Regions from separate parts of the Mus musculus genome. Here region 1 is linked to region 2. A link is a loop called in an ENCODE intact Hi-C map of the cell type or tissue named here. Cell type or tissue: heart. All regions are shown on one strand.

Region 1 (8,000 bases), 94 kb after region 2:
CACAGCCAGGGCCACTCCCAAGCCTGTTGTCCCCAAGAGTCTACTGCTGTTTGATGAGTCAGCATCTGCTGTAGGAATGCCCTCTGCAAGAGACTAGCTCTTACAATCAATGCCGTCCTCCACTGAGATTCCTTCTGTGGGAAAGAATGATTTTCCTGTGTGTGTGTATGTGTTTTTTTTTTTTTTTTTAAATCAAGGACGGGGGAGAGGGACAGTGAAGGGGGCTAAGGCAGTGCCAAAGAATCAGCAGGCTCTCCTTCAGGGTCAGGAGTTAGTGGCTGTTAGTAACACTTCCGTGCTTGTCAGATCCACTCTTTTAACCTCCCTCCCAAGCAAAGCTATGAGATTCGATGATCGCATATAGATATATTTGAATGAGATCATATATCTGAATAAGGTCATCTAAACTAATACGTTGTGACATTAGTGTGAGTGTGTGTGTGTGTGGGGGGGGGTGTGAGGTCATGGTGCATGGTGTTACACATTCCCAGTTCTAGGGGACAGAAACAGGTGGATCTTAGTGAGCCAGCTCGGCAGGGAAGGGGACTTGCCACAAGCCTGATACCCTGAGGTCAGTCTGGACACTGATTCTCATACCTGTGCCCCTCCTCCAGGAATACATAATGAATATAATTTTAAAATTAAAAAAAATAGACTGCTGGAGGCAGAGGCAGGATGATTACCACAAATTTAGGTCTAGCCTGGTCTATATAACAAGTTCCAAGACAGCCAGGGCTATATGGCTAGACTGAGTACCCTGGGCATCACAGTAGGAAGAGTGCTTGACTGGCATTCCCTAGGTTAGACCCTCAGCATTGAGCCTGAGATATAGGAGGCCCTGAAGAAACATAGAAAGGGAGAAAGGAAAGAAGGGAAGGGGAAGGGAGGGAAAGGGAAGAGGAAGGGGGCGGGGAGAGTGTGCCCACCTACCTACCCTCTTTCTGAAGCTTGCAGAAAAAACCAAAGGTCACAGTGTTACAGACAAAAGTCACACCATTACAAAGGTTATAGTGTTAATATGCACAATCTAGAGTAGCCCTGAACAATTCTCCCATAGCCTACCCAGGCGATCAGTTTCTCAGTATTGAGGATAAGAAAACTCAGACTGTCAGGAGCTTTTACAGAAAGAGCCAGAGACGAAGGAAGGCAAGGAACAGATTGGAAGCTGCTGGTATGTTTTTCTGTCATCTGTTGACTAGGACGAGGGGCTCTGCTCCCAGCGGCACAGTGATAAGGTCAGCCCCAACTCTTCTCTGTGTGCTTGGCAACAGCCAGTCAAGCCAGAGAGCAATCTGCCAAATCTAATTAGAGTAGAAGAAAGCGAACAATGGGTGCCCGGCTCTGAGCTGACAGCCCCGGTTAAGGATGGGAGGACCTCAGGGGGATGTGGTTCGTGTGCTTGGGGACAGTCCTTCAGCTCAAACCTTGCCTTCACTCAGAGTGTAAAACGTCTCTCCCTGGATTCTTATCTACTGCACCGCAAATCTTCAGGTCTCTTCGCTTTTTAAAATTCACGCACATCCAACAAAGGCCTGAGAGAGCTCCGGTTTGTTCCGCAGGTGAGGTTGAAACAGAAGAAGGTTACGTCATGTGTAACCTTGGACGTGGCGCTGTGTGTCTGCTGATCACCAAGGGGCTTTGTGTGTGCTGTTGACCATAGGGGTGTGTGCATGCTCTTATTGCTGTTAATGTTATGAGTGGGCTCTCACTTCTTCTCTTGTATTAAGTTATACCAGTGACACTAGCATTTCTCTATCTTTGAAATCCTCTTTATACAAGGCTTATGGGTTTCATTACTGAAATTTCACAAGCGTCTTAAGTTTTATTGGGGTCGTAAATAAACACGCTGTAAGATGCAAAACTATTTACGTTTTTGATTTGTACTTTTTTTTTGGTTTTTGGTTTGTTGTTTTTTTGAGGTTTTTGAGACAGGGTTTCTCTGTGTAGCCCTGGCTGTCCTGGAACTCACTCTATAGATCAGGCTGGCCTCGAACTCAGAAATCTGCCTGCCCCTGGCGTGTGCCACCACGCCCGGCTGATTTGTACTTTAAATGGCCTCTCTGATCTGGGTGATTGGTCTCTCACATCAAAAATTTGACTTCTCAAAAAAAAAAAAAAAATTGAATGTCTCAGGGAAGAGAGATGTATTATTTTTTAAATCCGGTAAAATATATTTCTTAAAATTAATAGATGAACCATACTATTAATGCTTAGAAAGATACATTTGCACAATGTAAAGCTTCAAATCCATGAAGCCTGTCTGTCAAGCTATTATACCAAATTTCCAAGGCTTTATTCGTTTAATTTGGCGTTGATGTAGGCCATTAGTAATGAACAACAAAAGTTCTCAGAGAGGGACATTTAATTATCTTAAAGATAAAGTTAGAGATCAGGTGAAGTGGGAGGGCTGGGGCCCACATGTCCCTGTGGCCTGAGTTATTGTCCATTTATTCTCTCATTTAATCCTCACACCACTCTCTGGAGCCTGTCTCTTTCTAGCCTCTCCTCTTGGTAGATAAGGAAATTAGTCCAACAACACAAAGAAACACAGCCGATACCTCCCCTCCCCCGCCCAGGCTGGTCCAGTTCCGAGAGCCACAATGTGAGAACCTTTTTGGTAGAAGTAAGAAATATTAAATATTGAAAACCATCGAATTCACGATGAGAGGTTAAGCCGACATCTGTCTGTCTCTATGGACACAGACCAGTGGCTTTAGCCTAGTGTGTTCCTGCCACAACCTTTACAGCAAGGGGGTAATCTTTTATTTTCTTTTTCTTTTTTTTAAATGTTTATTAGATTTATTTATTCTGATCTTTTATTTTCTGACAACGTCTCTGCCCCCGCCCAGTTCTTCTTTCTCTTACATACCCATTATGTTAATAAACTATCTTATAAAATGTCACTACTCTGTCACTTTAAGCCAGGCCCCGGTCCAGAGAGCCAATGTTACCAACATTTCTCCTTCGGTCTTCACGGATGTATGTGTATAAGTGTGTCATTTGTTTTGTGTGACTTTTAGAAACAGGAACCGCGCCATGCTGTATTTTCTGTTTGACTTGTCTGTCCTTTTCCTCTCTGTGCCCTGTGGAGCTCCTTTTAAACGTTTCTGCCTCTTCCTCCCAGCTGATGCGGCTAGCATCAGAACCTTTCCCTTGTTTTCACTCAGCTCTTGAAATGACTTCATGGCACAAGCCAACATCTAACTGGGTTTGTATTCACGGGGCGGGTTGAAACAGGCACACGCGTTATGGCTGACTGGAGTGTTACTAACAACACAGAGGAACTAGAGAAGCAGGCGGCCCATAGCAGCACGGTAAGCGCAGAGACCCAGCGCAGGCGCGCTGTGTTCTCACCGTTTATCGTTAGCCCCCTGCCTCCGGGTGGTTAACCCCCACTCTCCAGTCCTTTATTCCTTACACCTGAGGTATTAGTGGCCGACTCACAAAGGCGATGTTGTAAACACGAAGTGAGGTAGCCCAGGGAACGAATCGCAAACCTGGTGTACTGAGCGCTTTCACTTCTGGGATGGTCTTTCAGAGGAAGCACGTCACTGTGGCTCGAGGGAGGGTGGTTAAGGAATGGAGCTATGGGTGTGGTTGGTAGCCTGGAAAGTCCCGGAGGATGGACACGGGGATGCACAGCTGTGACCCAAACCCTTGGGAGACTGAAGAAGCCAGTCTGTCCCACACCGGGAGACTCTGTCCAAAACAAAACAGAAACAACAGTAACAAAACTGGAGAATGCCAGCCGGGAAGACTGTTGATTAGCGGTGTTTCTTGTGTGAGTGAGCTTTGTCACATATAAAATAGGGTGATAGCCAGGGCTATACAGAAAAACCAAAAAAAAAAAAAAAAAGGGTGATAGTGACATCTGGTCTTTTCCAAGTGCAGCCCCCTTTAACCCTCACAGCCGCACCTGTGACGCGGCCTGAGTTTCTTTCTTTCTTTTTTTAATTTATATATTTTATTTATATGAGTACACTGTAGCTGTCTTCAGAAACACCAGGTCCCTTTACAGATGGTTGTGAGCCACCATGTGGTTGCTGGGATTTGAAATCAGGTCCTCTGGAAGAGCAGTCAGTGCTCTCAACCGCTGAGCCATCTCTCCAGCCCCGCAGCCTGAGTTTCTAAATGAGATAATCTATGACTGGAAAGCACTTAGGGTATTTTTGGAGTAAATGATGTTGCGTTATTGTACTGTGCCGATGGTGTGGCCTAAACTTGGCATGAGCTCACATTCGCTGTCTCTTTAATGCTTTTCTTAGTTGCTTTATTTCTTTTGAGACCTTCAAGGATGGGGGTGGGGGTGGGGGTGGGAGCTGTCTTTGAACTCCTGAACCTCCTGCTTCTGCCTCCTGAGTGCTGGGATTACCATCGTGTGCCAGAGCATCTAGCTAATACTCATGAACTCCATGGATATCTGCTGCATGTCTAAAGCCTCGACGTATGTGTGGAAAATATGAAGTGCAAAACAGATCTTGTCCCCAAAAGCGCTTATGATTTTTAAATCGAGGTTCTTTAAAATATGAGGTAACATATTTTGGGAACTTCGAACCCCGAGATTAAAAGCTTTGCTAATGCCCACTGTAGGGGTAGCTGCCATCAACCAACACAAGGCAGAATTATGAATATTCACAATTTGTGAATATTAATATTTTTTTCAAATATTATGAAAAATTTTATCAACTTTTTTTTTTAAACTTACAAACGTAAAGATAAGCCGGTGACATCTGCTTATTTGTTCTAGCTGAGCCTCGAATGTGAAAGGGAGCCTTTGAAGGGTCTCCAGGAGGGCTAACCAGGCTGGTCTCAGGGCTGTCTGAGGGCTGGGGCAGCTGCGGGCAGCCAGTCTCCTGCTGTGTAGCTCTCACAGAAGCACACAAATATTCCATTGTTCTAAACACAATACAAGCGGATACTTAGCGGGCAGATGAAATTTAGTAGGAACCAAAACACACACGAGCAATGAGCAGTACTAGACATGAAACAAGCCTGATTTGGGGGCAGTTTCCAACAAATAAGCCTGTGTTGTTTCTAAAATGTCCGCCTATCCCTCCTGGCTCAGAGAGCTTTCTCTAACCCACAGAACCTGATTTTAGGGTGTGTGTGTGTGAACTCATCCCAACCAGTCCCAAACTGAAATTCCAATTCCACAAGAAGACAACTTCAGCTGTCAAGAGCTGAAGCCACATGTGACTTCTGGTCTGAAAATCAGTCAGACAGCAGATGGGCCAAGTGTTTGTGGAATGTGACAAGGCTCGAGGCCTGAGCCAAGCCCCTTCGCCTTAATTCCAGGCTTAGCTCAGAGAAGAGCAGTTTGGAATGCTTTTCTTTTAAAGGGACAACGTTAAAATATCCTTTTGGTTTTGTGTGTTATTTATGGACTTGAGGCATTAGGGATTGAATTCGGGGAGGCACACACACATTTTTTTCTTCTTGTTTTGTTGACAGGGTTTTTACCTTGTAGCCAGGGTGCCCTGGAACATGACAGCCTCCTCCTTTGGCCACCAGAGTGCTAGGGACAGGTATGTCTCACCATGCCCAAGTCAGATTACTTTTCTAAGAAAACCAACTAGTAAGTAGCGTGAAAAGGGAGTGTTGCTAAGAAAGCCCCTTTTCACGGTGACGAGATTTCTCCTCCTCCTTCCCTTCTCCTTCTCTCCAACCTCAGCCTGCAAGAGCGTTTCTTGGCGTAGCCCTGGCATTCTTGATTCCTGGCCTTTGCCTCCTGACACTGAAGAAATTTCTTAGCAGACAAATGTCTCTGATGGTGTGTGAGAGGTTAAGTCTCTGCTACCTGCGGACTGAGCCAATTCAAGCCAGATTATATTATACTAAAGGCAAGTTTATGAGGGCGAGCTCACTGAGGCCAAGGGAGTTAACATGGGGAGAGAAGGAGGGAGAAAGGGAGAGGGGGAAAGGGGAGGGGGAGAGAGAGAGAAAGAGAGCCCAAAATCTCTGAATTATATAGGAAAGAGCCTCTGGGGGAAGGGCAGCCCAAGCCCTGGGCTGAAGGGTTCAGGGTTGGGGGCAGGGTATGCCAGGTAGGGACTGAGGGATGCTGGCAGAGTCTGGAGGCCAGCTTGCTTTGATGTGTAAAATTTGCAGCTCAGTGCCTTGTCCCTGGGTCTGAAACTGAACAGTGTGTAGTTGGTCGGACACTAGCAACACCACTACTATAAGGCGCTTAGTTAGGTTCATGAAGTCAGGCCATTGCCCCTTATATTGCAAAGAGCTGGTCAAGGAGATCAGGGGAAAGAGATTTAATGATAGCTTGGCTAAGACAGAGTTCTCTCCTCACCCGCCATTACAGGTTAGCAGAAAAGATGCCTCGAAAGCCAAGAAAAGCGAGCGTGTACTATAACCTTGAGAACGTTAACCAGCGTCTTCCTGAGGTGCAGGTTTGGGCCTTGATTATCCCATTTGTCTTTAAGGAGTCCATTTGTGTTGAAGTTTGGGCCAAGGATGTGGGGCCGTAAAGCCTTGAGCAGCGACACAGCAAGCATAAAGGACTAAGGAAGATGGACGCCTAATACTTTCAGTCTAGGGGGCCAATGACCTGGCTCTGGAACCACCAGCAGAAAGGTTCACCCCTGGATAGTTAGAATACTTACCCTTTTAATGAGATGCTGTGCCTTCCCTTCCCAGAACTCCCACACCCCTGCAGGTTTGCAGGGCTGCACTCAGCCACAAGTGCTTTTCTTTTAGGATCTTAGGGGGAAAAAATGTAACTTTTCCTTTGTTCTATCTTGGCTGCAAGTGGCTGCTCGCTGTTCTGTGTGTGTGTGTGTGTGTGTGTGTGTGTGTGTGACCTCCAACCTCAGATTAGCTGGAATGGGATGGGGTTGTTTTTTTCTTTTTCTCTTCTCCAGTAGTCCCCTCTGGGAAGCTACTGAGATTTCCAGCTTCTCTGCCTGGTCCTTTTGTTTGCTTGTTTGTTTGTTTTAACTTCTGATACAATTGTCCTTCATCTTCTGTTTGCATCCTAAAGTATTTTCTTAAAGAGACTAAGAATCCCAAGAGGGGACACCAATTTCCCCAGGACTGGCGAGATGGTTCACCGAGGAAAAGTACCCACTGTGCAAGCCTGAGAACTGGAGTCTGAGACCCAGTGATGTGTTTATAGAGATAAGGAGAAGGGGGGAATCTGTTCCATGGGGGTGCGGTGAGGTACGGGGGAACGGGATGTCTCAGCGGGCCCAGGCAGAGGCATCCCTTCCCCTTGAGGGACCAGCCACAGGACAGTATAGAATAGAATAGTTTATTCAGGGCATGGGGAGGGAGTTAAAAGGGTAGAATCACCATGGCGCATGCACGCCTTTAATCCCAGCACTCGGGAGGCAGAGGCAGGCGGATTTCTGAGTTTGAGGCCAGCCTGCTCTACAGAGTGAGTTCCAGGACAGCCAGGGCTACACAGAGAAACCCTGATTTGAAAAAACAAAACAAAACAAAAAGAGGGTGAGAGAGAAGTAGAGGAGGCTGGCCATGACCATGAGCACGTGACAAGAGGGATGGGGAAAGCAATGGGAAGGGGAGAGACAGAGAGAGAAGCAAGAGATCAAGAGAACGAGAGGAGGGGGCAAGCAGCCCATTTTATAGTGGGCCAGGCCTACCTGGCTGTTGCCAGGTAACTGTGGGGCGGAGCTTCGACAGAATGCTAACACCCAGGGCCCAAATAAAGGTGGAAAGAGGGAACCTGCTCCACATGGGCCTCTCACATCTGCATGCCCCCCCACAGCCCTGCAATGATACAAGAGCTAAAGACTTGAGAATGGAGTCTTTTTCAAAATAAACAACAACAACAAAAATCAAGGCAGGCCAGTTATAAGCTTCAGCAGCTCCCGGAGAGGCTGAAAGGAAACTAATAACAACAAAGCCCCCCCCCCCCCCCCCCCGGGGCCGTCTGTATTAGGTCAGACATGGCGGACAAGGAGCCACGTGGTGCTTTAGAGGCTTTGGAGAAAAAGGAGGGCGACTCAGAGTTGGGGGGTGGGGGTGGG
Region 2 (8,000 bases):
TAGAAGAACTACACTTACTTGGTACGCTAACACACGCTCAGTCAAAACACTCCTGCACATAAACTAAAAATAAATAACAATAACAAATGTTTAAAAGATGTAGGAAATGGGGCTGGTGAGATGGCTCAGTGGGTAAGAGCACCCGACTGCTCTTCCGAAGGTCAGGAGTTCAAATCCCAGCAACCACATGGTGGCTCACAACCATCCGATCACGAGATCTGACTCCCTCTTCTGGAGTGTCTGAAGACAGCTACAGTGTACTTACATATAATAAATAAATAAATAAATCTTAAAAAAAAAAAAAGATGTAGGAGAGGCAGGATGTTTTGATATTTCTTCTTTTAAGTGGACTAGTCATACAGCATCAGGACACCATTCATACTTCTAACCTCAGTTAAACTTTTGGTTTGATGTTTGTTTGTTTGTTTGTTTTTTCAGATAGGGTGTCATGTAGGTCAGGATGGCCTCCCAGGAGGACCCTAGATTCCTGCCTCTGTCTCCCAAGTGCTGGGATTGCAGGAATGAGCCTCCACTCCTAGACTTTTTTCTTTTAAAGATAGGATCTTTGGTCTTACTATGTTGCCCTGGTGGCCTTGACCTCACTATGTAGACCAGGTTTGAACTCACATTGATCTGTCTATTTTCATAGTGATCTCTTAGCCAACTTTTTAGAATTTGAAAGAGGGTCTCCTTCTAAAGGCCAGGAGTGGCCTGGAACTCACTATGTAATCAGATGGCTCTTGACCAGTAAGCAATCTCCTTCCTCAACTTGCTGAACGCTGATTGCAGCTGCGAGCCACTAACCCATCTCCAGTAACCTTAATTACATCTTTTGAAGCCCTGTATGTTCAGCACAGTGCAGAGCTATGTCTGTAAAGAACTGTGCTGCTAGGACTCAAACCCAGAGCTTGGCCCACGCTAGGCATGTGCTCTACCACTGAAATCTGTCCTTGTCTCTCTTCCCCTTCTCTTCCCCGGTTTACTAGCCGGCCAGAAACCTGAACAATATGTATTTCTTTAACTGGATGGCTATGTCATTTTAATTAAGGAAGCAAGCCATTTAATGTAGAAGAAAAAGAGACAATGGAGATAACAAGTAAGGGGGCTAGAGAGGTGGCTCAGCGGTTAAGAGAACAGCAGTTAAAGTGCCTTTATTGTGATGCTGTGAGAATTCAGTGGGAACTCACACACATGCTAGAACAGGGCCTACTGTGTACTAAGTCCTCAATAAATATAAGCTGCATATCATTACCCTTCCCAGGAGCTCTGACTTTTTAAATATATAATTTACTTTTATGTTTATTTGTCTCTTGTCTGCATGTCTGTGTGTGAGGGTGTTGGATCCCTGGAACTGGAATACAGTCAGGTTAAGCCATCATGTAGGTGCTGAGAATTGAACTCAGGACCTCTGGAAGAGCAGTCAGTGCTCTTAACCACTGAGCCATCTCTCCAGCCACACACCCCCACCATTCAGTGTCTCTCTTGTCAATGACTACATATCTTCCCAGATGCCTTGCTCTTGCCAGAGACGCCCTTCCAGCCCTGCCCACCTATACACCAGTCAACAGCGCTATTTCAGCTCTTTCCTATTCATAAGATCCTCTCTGTACTGACATGGCACATACTGCCAATTGGATTCCTTCTTCCTAGATAATAATATTACTTTAATAAGCATATGCATTTATACACTGTAGTGGCTATTCCTGGTTGTCAACTTGACTATATTTGGAATGAACTACAATCCAGAATTGGAAGGCTCACCAGTGACCCTTATCTGGAGGCTTGAAGATCCTTATCTGGATCTTGGTATGGAGATCTTGAGCCATAGTGGCTATGGATTCCAGAAGATTGAATCTCAGAGTTTAAGGAACACGCCTTTAATCTGGGCTACACCTTTCATCTGGGATTAAAGGCGTGGTGGAACACACCTTTAATCTGGGCTACACCTTCTGCTGGAGACAATATAAGGACATTGGAAGAAGGGAGTCTAGCTCTTGCTCTTGCTCCTTTGCCTGCTTGCTGTGTGAGACTGAGTAACTGCTAGATCCTTGGACTTCCATTCACAGCTGCGACTGAACCATTGTTGGGAATTGGGCTGCCGACTGTAAATCATCAATAAATTCTTTTACTATATAGAAACTATCCATAAGTTCTGTGACTCTAGAGAACCCTGACTAATACATACACTAATGGCTACTTTTTCAAGAATACAGTTTCTTGATCTTTTGTGTACAGTGTTATACTGTGTGTATTTAGCAGCTCTCGCTTCTTTAAAAAAAAACAAACAAAAAAAGGGGATGGATTTAAAGTTACCTGAACCTCTAGGTAGTGGCTCTCACTTTAATGACTCTGTATGTAAAGGTCTTGTCAGGGTTATCACAAACGTTCTGAAATTCTCAAAAGAGGGTTAGTTTTCTGTTCTTAGCTTCTGAGCCATCTCTCTAGCCAAGAGTCATTCGTTTCTTTTTTTTTTTTTTAAAGATTTACTTATTTATTATATTTACATATATAAGTAAGTACACTGTAGCTGTCCTCAGATACTCCAGAAGAGGGCATCAGATTTCATTACGGATGGTTGTGAGCCACCATGTGGTTGCTGGGATTTGAACTCAGGACCTTCAGAAGAGCAGTCGGCGCTCTTAACCACTGAGCCATCTCACCAGCCCCGAGTCATTCGTTTCTTTGTGTCTTTGTTTGTTTCTTTTATATCTCATTTTGGAAGATTGTTTCTAACACTCAGTCTCTCTGCTTAGGCCTAGCTGGCCTGGAGCACTCTTTATAGATTAGATCAGCTTCAGATTCACAGAGACCCCGCTCCCTCTGCCTCCCAAGGGTGGGGATTAAAAGTGGCACCACCAGGTCACGGCCCCCAATCACAGTTCTTGGTATTTGTACTTTCTTTCTCTTCCTTTTTTTTTATACGGCTTTTTAAAAAAAGATTTATTTATATTTTTGGTTGTGAGCCTAGCCTTTTTTAACAGCTGAGCCATCTCTCCAGCCCTTTTATATGGCTTTTTGAGACAGGGTTTCTCTGTGTAGCCCTGGCTGTCCTGGAAGTCACTCTGTAGACCAGGCTGGCCTGGAACTCAGGGATCTGCCTGCCTCTGTCTCCGGAGTGCAGGGATTAAAGGTGTGAGCCACCACTGCCCCTCGAAATTATTCTTTTATCCTAAAATAAACCGAATCCCAATGTTCTGGAAACTGAAGCAGGAATATTATGAGCTCAAGGGCAAACTGAATCTCAAAATAAATCAACAGATAAATAAATAAATAAATCCAAATGTGTCGTGCGTGCGTCTGATTTTAAATAATAAGATTTATTTGTGGCCGGGCCTTACTAAGTATCCCAGGCTGCCCTTGAACTCAAGACAATCCTCCTCTCTGCGCCCCCAGCTTGAAAAACCAAACAAAACTCATCCCTGAAATGCACGCGCTGGCAAGCCTTTTAGCGGAGTAGTAGAAATGAAGTAGACAGCTGAGACAGGAATGCAAAGCCTACGCGGCGCGGCGACGTCTGCTCAGTTCCTGGGTTGAAAAGAGTTGCTGCGGTTGGAAGGTGCTCGGCGGCCAAGTTAGTGGGACCACCTGCAGCAAGCACGTGGTGCGTTTACCTGCTTGCAGGTGAAGCGCGTGTTTTTTACATAGCTGGGAGGGGCTTCAGGAGGACAAAGATAAAGGGAGGGGCCTCAAGGGAACAGAATGAGGGGAGGAGCCTCAAGGGGACAGAATGAGGGGAGGGGCCTCAAGGGACAAAGTTGGAGAGAGAGGTGAGCCTCAAACCCTGAAAGTAACCTATAGGATGTGATTTAATGAACGCCAATGAATTTTTCTCCCCAAATATTTTGCATAGCCATTTGAGTGGTACTGCGGATTGAAATTGGAGCTCTGGGCACACTAGGCTAATGCTGTACTACTTGAGTATATTCCCAGTCAGCCATGATGGTTTTCTGGTTAAAGACTTTAGTTTCAGCAGTTTAGACACAGTAGTACTTAGCTTAGGGGAGGTAGTAAACAGATTGCCCAGCAACACCTGGGTGATAAAACGAAAGGTACCAGAATCTAAGAGGTGCAGCTAAGAGTAGGGTAAGAAAGTAGGAAAGGCTGTTGTTTGAGATGTGTCTCTGAGGCAAGGAGAAGGCAGGGTGGCAACGGGTATTTGGTCTGTAGACTTGGGCATTGGTGAATAGAGGACCTTTATCAGGAACTGTTCGACGCTCTATTTACTATTATCTCTGACCACAGGACTTGAGGGTCACCAGAGTGAGGGACACTCTGCACCATTATCTACACTTCAAGCTTCCCAGAGCCTCAGAGCTGAACTAGGCACAAGGGCTGTAAAAAAAGAAAAAAAAAAAAAATCCAAGAATTGAGAGAGAATCCCGAACCATGCTAAAAGTTAACGCAAGCCACATACATTAGTTCTGCCCTCTGGGTCAGTTCCTATGAGTAAGTCTGGTGCAGCATGCAGTACATTTCCCTTTGGTACAGAGGGAACCAAAGGGAAGCACATGTCCCCAAGCTTAGAATTCTCTCCAATGCCACCAGAGGGCAACGTATCTACAGCATGGACTTGGTTGGCTTGGAAGCTCAGAGCAGAGCCAATCTTCCTTGCAACAATTGTAGCAGGATTGGGCCCAGTCCCTGGAAGTACCACCCACCTTAACTATCCCTCAGATGGTAATATCCACTTCCAGGGCAGTCCTACATGCCCATCCCTAGCTCAGAGACATCAATCTACCTGCATTCCAGTGGTCTGCGATGTTGGAGTCCAAAAATTCCCCCCAAAACACCCAGAGAAACTAGAGAAGCCCAGCCTGTAACGAGACCGGGAAAGAACGGTAGATGGGGAACCAACAGAAACAACCACTGGACCGAAGGAGGAAACTCACAATGCCACACTAGAACTTGACCACAGATACACCCAAGCCAAAACCTGGAACAGGTTTTGAGAAATTATTCAGGTCATGAGAAAATTTTCCCTCCAGCATCTCTGTGTCTCCGTATCTGTCTCTGTCTGTGTGTGTGTGTGTGTGTGTGTGTGTGTGTGCGCGCAAGCGCGTGTTCTACTATACAGCCCAAGTTAGCCTTGAACTCATTATCTTTCTGTTCTATCCTTCGCCATCTCCAAAGTGTTGGGATTACAAGCATGTACTCCTGGAATTTGACCACCATTCTGGATCACTCTAGAATCTTTATTTTGGCCACAAATGTGTGGCGGATTGTAAGGAACACCCATGGTTCGCCAGTTGGCCTACCAAAATCCCAGAAAATAATCAGACCGTTTTAGCAGGCAGGATGACCTCTAGGCTGATGATCAATGGACAGCCTACAGGGATAGGCCAGAATAGCTAACAATAGAGGACTCCAAGTGCTCCTCCTGCTGCCTTGGTTAGCCCCACCCCACTCACAGTTGGTATGCATCCTCACAAGTGAAGTTCTGGTCCTGACTAGGGGTGGAACCAGTACCTTAAAAGGGGCAGGACATTGCTGGTCTATTGCTGACAGGTTGGGACACCCTTTGCAGCAAGAGGGTTTGGAAGATCGTGCTGAGGAAGAAGGGCAAATTGGAAGTAAGGTGTGGACTCGGATTAGTCCGGGTTCTCCTCCTCTTTGGAGGTGAGTGAAGGTGGTTTCCAATAAAGCCTTCCCTTTATTAACTCACCTGCAGGGAAAAGTGAGGGTGTGAGCCGTCAGGTTGGCTGGCTAGCTGGGTCAGACTGTGTTAAAGCCAAGCTCCAGGCCCTCACCTTGGTGGGCTGGGCAAGCAGGTCATCATATTACAAATTATAAATAGAAAATAAAATTATCCGGTGCGACTGGGGAAGACGCAAAAAAGTCCTCGTTAAAGAGTGCCTACCAGCAAACCCGGTTACCAAGGACCAGACACCACTCTTCTCGGGTAAAAGTTGCCTAAACCAAGAAGTTCCTAGTACAGCCCACCTTTCTCTCTCTCTCTCTTTTCTCACCCCCTCCCCTATCAGCATCACCTGCGGCTCACATCCCCAGATCTCAGCCAGCAGGTCTTGGGGCTTCGGTTTCGATTTCGTATGAAGCTTGGAGGACTTCTGTCCTTGGAAGCTCAGCCCATTAACTCCTCGGCCAAGCGGTAAAGGAGGCGAGAGTACCAATGCATGCCAGTCGGCTGGACTGCACCCCCAGGGAGCAGAGCCCCGAGCGCGTGCAGCAGCCGCAAAGGGGCGAAGGCGCGGTGGGCCCACTGGTGACTCTCTAGAACCGCGTAGCAGGAGGCGAGGACGTCGTTGACCAGCAGCGTCCCGTGCGCAGTGAGCGGTGCGAACACGCCCACGGCTTCCTCGCGCGCCACGCGGGCTACGCGCGCCGGCTGGAGCGCGTCCCCGCCGGGAGCCAGCACCGAGTCGCCAGCACGTAAGCGGCGCGCGAACACCGGTGCAAAGTCACCTGGAGCAGGCGCTGGCCCGCGAGCAGCGAACACCAGATGCCAGGGTGTGAGCAACAGTTTGCGCGGAGGCCGCTCGGTCTCCACAGCCACGAACGAGGCGCGGCGCTGCAGATCCCGGTCCAGGAAGAGCAGCACTGGCGTGGGTACCACTCGGCCCGCTGCATCAGCGGCCAGTACCCAGTCACCACGATGTAGTTCCCTCAGCCCCTTCCGTTCGCCGCTCCGCAAGCGCACCGTGGCATTTCCCGGAAAGCAGCCTCCGGCTCGGACCGCCAGTGAGTTATCTGCAAGCCACAATTATAAAAAGGATTAAGTCCGGATCAGCCAGTGCAAGTACAGTCTCGAAGATGTGGGTCAAGCCCAACGTAGACCTCACCAGCCCCGGGACAGCTTAATTTCCCAGGGATCTAGCCCCACCAGGAGTGGGAATGGAAGAGTGTTTTTACAAGCATTAGCCTGGTTGGTCTCCCTTAGGGTAGCAAGAAAGCTATGGTAGAGCCCCCTTTGGATGGACCATCATCTGGCCTCTACTGTACCAGCTTTGACCGATACGTGGATGTGGTTGCGGGACTCGTAGTAGACCCAGTCGAATCCGGCTTCCACAGCTAGGCGCGCCAACAAACCATACTTATTACGGTCACGGTCAGACGTGGTGATGTCCAAGGCACGGCCTTCGTAGTGGAGTGAATCCTGTGCGTGGTGGCCGTCCTCGTCCCAGCCTTCAGTCACACGTAGGCGTACTCCGGGCCACATGTTCATCACCGCGATGGCTAGAGCGTTCACCCGCTCTTTGCAACGCTAATGGGGGGAATAAAGAAGCGGGTTTCCCACTTCCCACCATCACCAGGCAAGGTGAAGAAGGGCGAGGCAGAAGGAACATTAAAGCATCTTTATTCTCTGGATCCATTTCACTCCCTCTCCCAGCGTTTGGGAGTCGTGGGCAAGAGAGGATGTGAATAGGTGCAGTCACCAGTCTGTACTCCCTTGCCTGGGCATGCTTGGAGAACCGAACCGGTCTGATGTTGAGAGGGGGTGTACATACCTAGTTATTCCCACATTAACAGGGCTCGCCCCTCACCCCTATTTGTTCCATGACCTCATCACAATCAGAGAGAACCGTAGTAGAGAGGGAGAATGGAAGTTTGGCTAGAGAGGGCCTGGCTCCCCAATCGAGCCCTATTTGAGCTTGACCTCCGCCCCGGGCCCCAGCTGCCCTCCCTCCGTCTGATTCATCTTTTGTTTGGTTGCCTTCCCTGGCACTGGGCATTGCTTCCTTCCTTCCTTCCTTCCTTCCTCCTCCTCCTTTCAGCCTCTAGCGTTAACCCATTGGTGGTCTGGGTGCGCCCCTACAGAGGTGCCCAAGAGGAGCCGCGTGGGATCAAGGCTGCTGGAAAAAGGGTTGGGTGGCGGGGGCTGCACGAAGCACAATGGCTATTCTCCGGGATGACTTAACTAAGCGAGAATCTCGGGCCGAGGCCGGGAACGCGTCGGGAGAAGCGGACTCAGCAGCTACAGCTACAAAGACGCTTTTCAGCCGCCCCGGCTCAGGGAGAGGAAAGGGCAGAGCGCCGCGCCCTAC

Evidence for each region. A loop is a pair of places that touch in the nucleus more often than their neighbours do. Peaks named below come from ENCODE experiments on the same cell type or tissue, not always from the same donor. Only the 100,000 strongest peaks of a DNase experiment are listed, where the experiment ranks them.
Region 1: it touches region 2 in a loop (2.7-fold over the local background); 24 of 42 quality-filtered maps call a loop at or near these places.

Annotation. Positions count from the first base shown.
Region 1 is chr15:98,982,306-98,990,305 of GRCm38, forward strand. 4930578M01Rik (RIKEN cDNA 4930578M01 gene) reads left to right here and starts at 3,660. Exons shown (of 4, transcript NR_045991.1): 1 at 3,660-3,781; 2 at 5,452-5,525; 3 at 5,672-5,840; 4 at 6,435-6,976. In heart, no CTCF peak of the experiment used is centred here; DNase peaks (open chromatin) are centred at 26, 3,556, 5,226, 5,556 and 1 weaker place; H3K4me3 peaks cover 3,446 bases; H3K27ac peaks cover 7,401 bases.
Region 2 is chr15:98,887,856-98,895,855 of GRCm38, forward strand. Dhh (desert hedgehog) reads right to left here. Exons shown (of 3, transcript NM_007857.5): 2 at 6,958-7,219; 3 at 3,300-6,705. The coding sequence ends at 6,080. Among named protein-coding and RNA genes, the nearest start is that of Dhh, 6.7 kb to the right of the region's middle. In heart, a CTCF peak has its summit at 4,526 (motif pointing right); DNase peaks (open chromatin) are centred at 4,546, 6,416, 7,054, 7,906 and 1 weaker place; H3K4me3 peaks cover 2,946 bases; H3K27ac peaks cover 2,508 bases; H3K27me3 peaks cover 3,253 bases.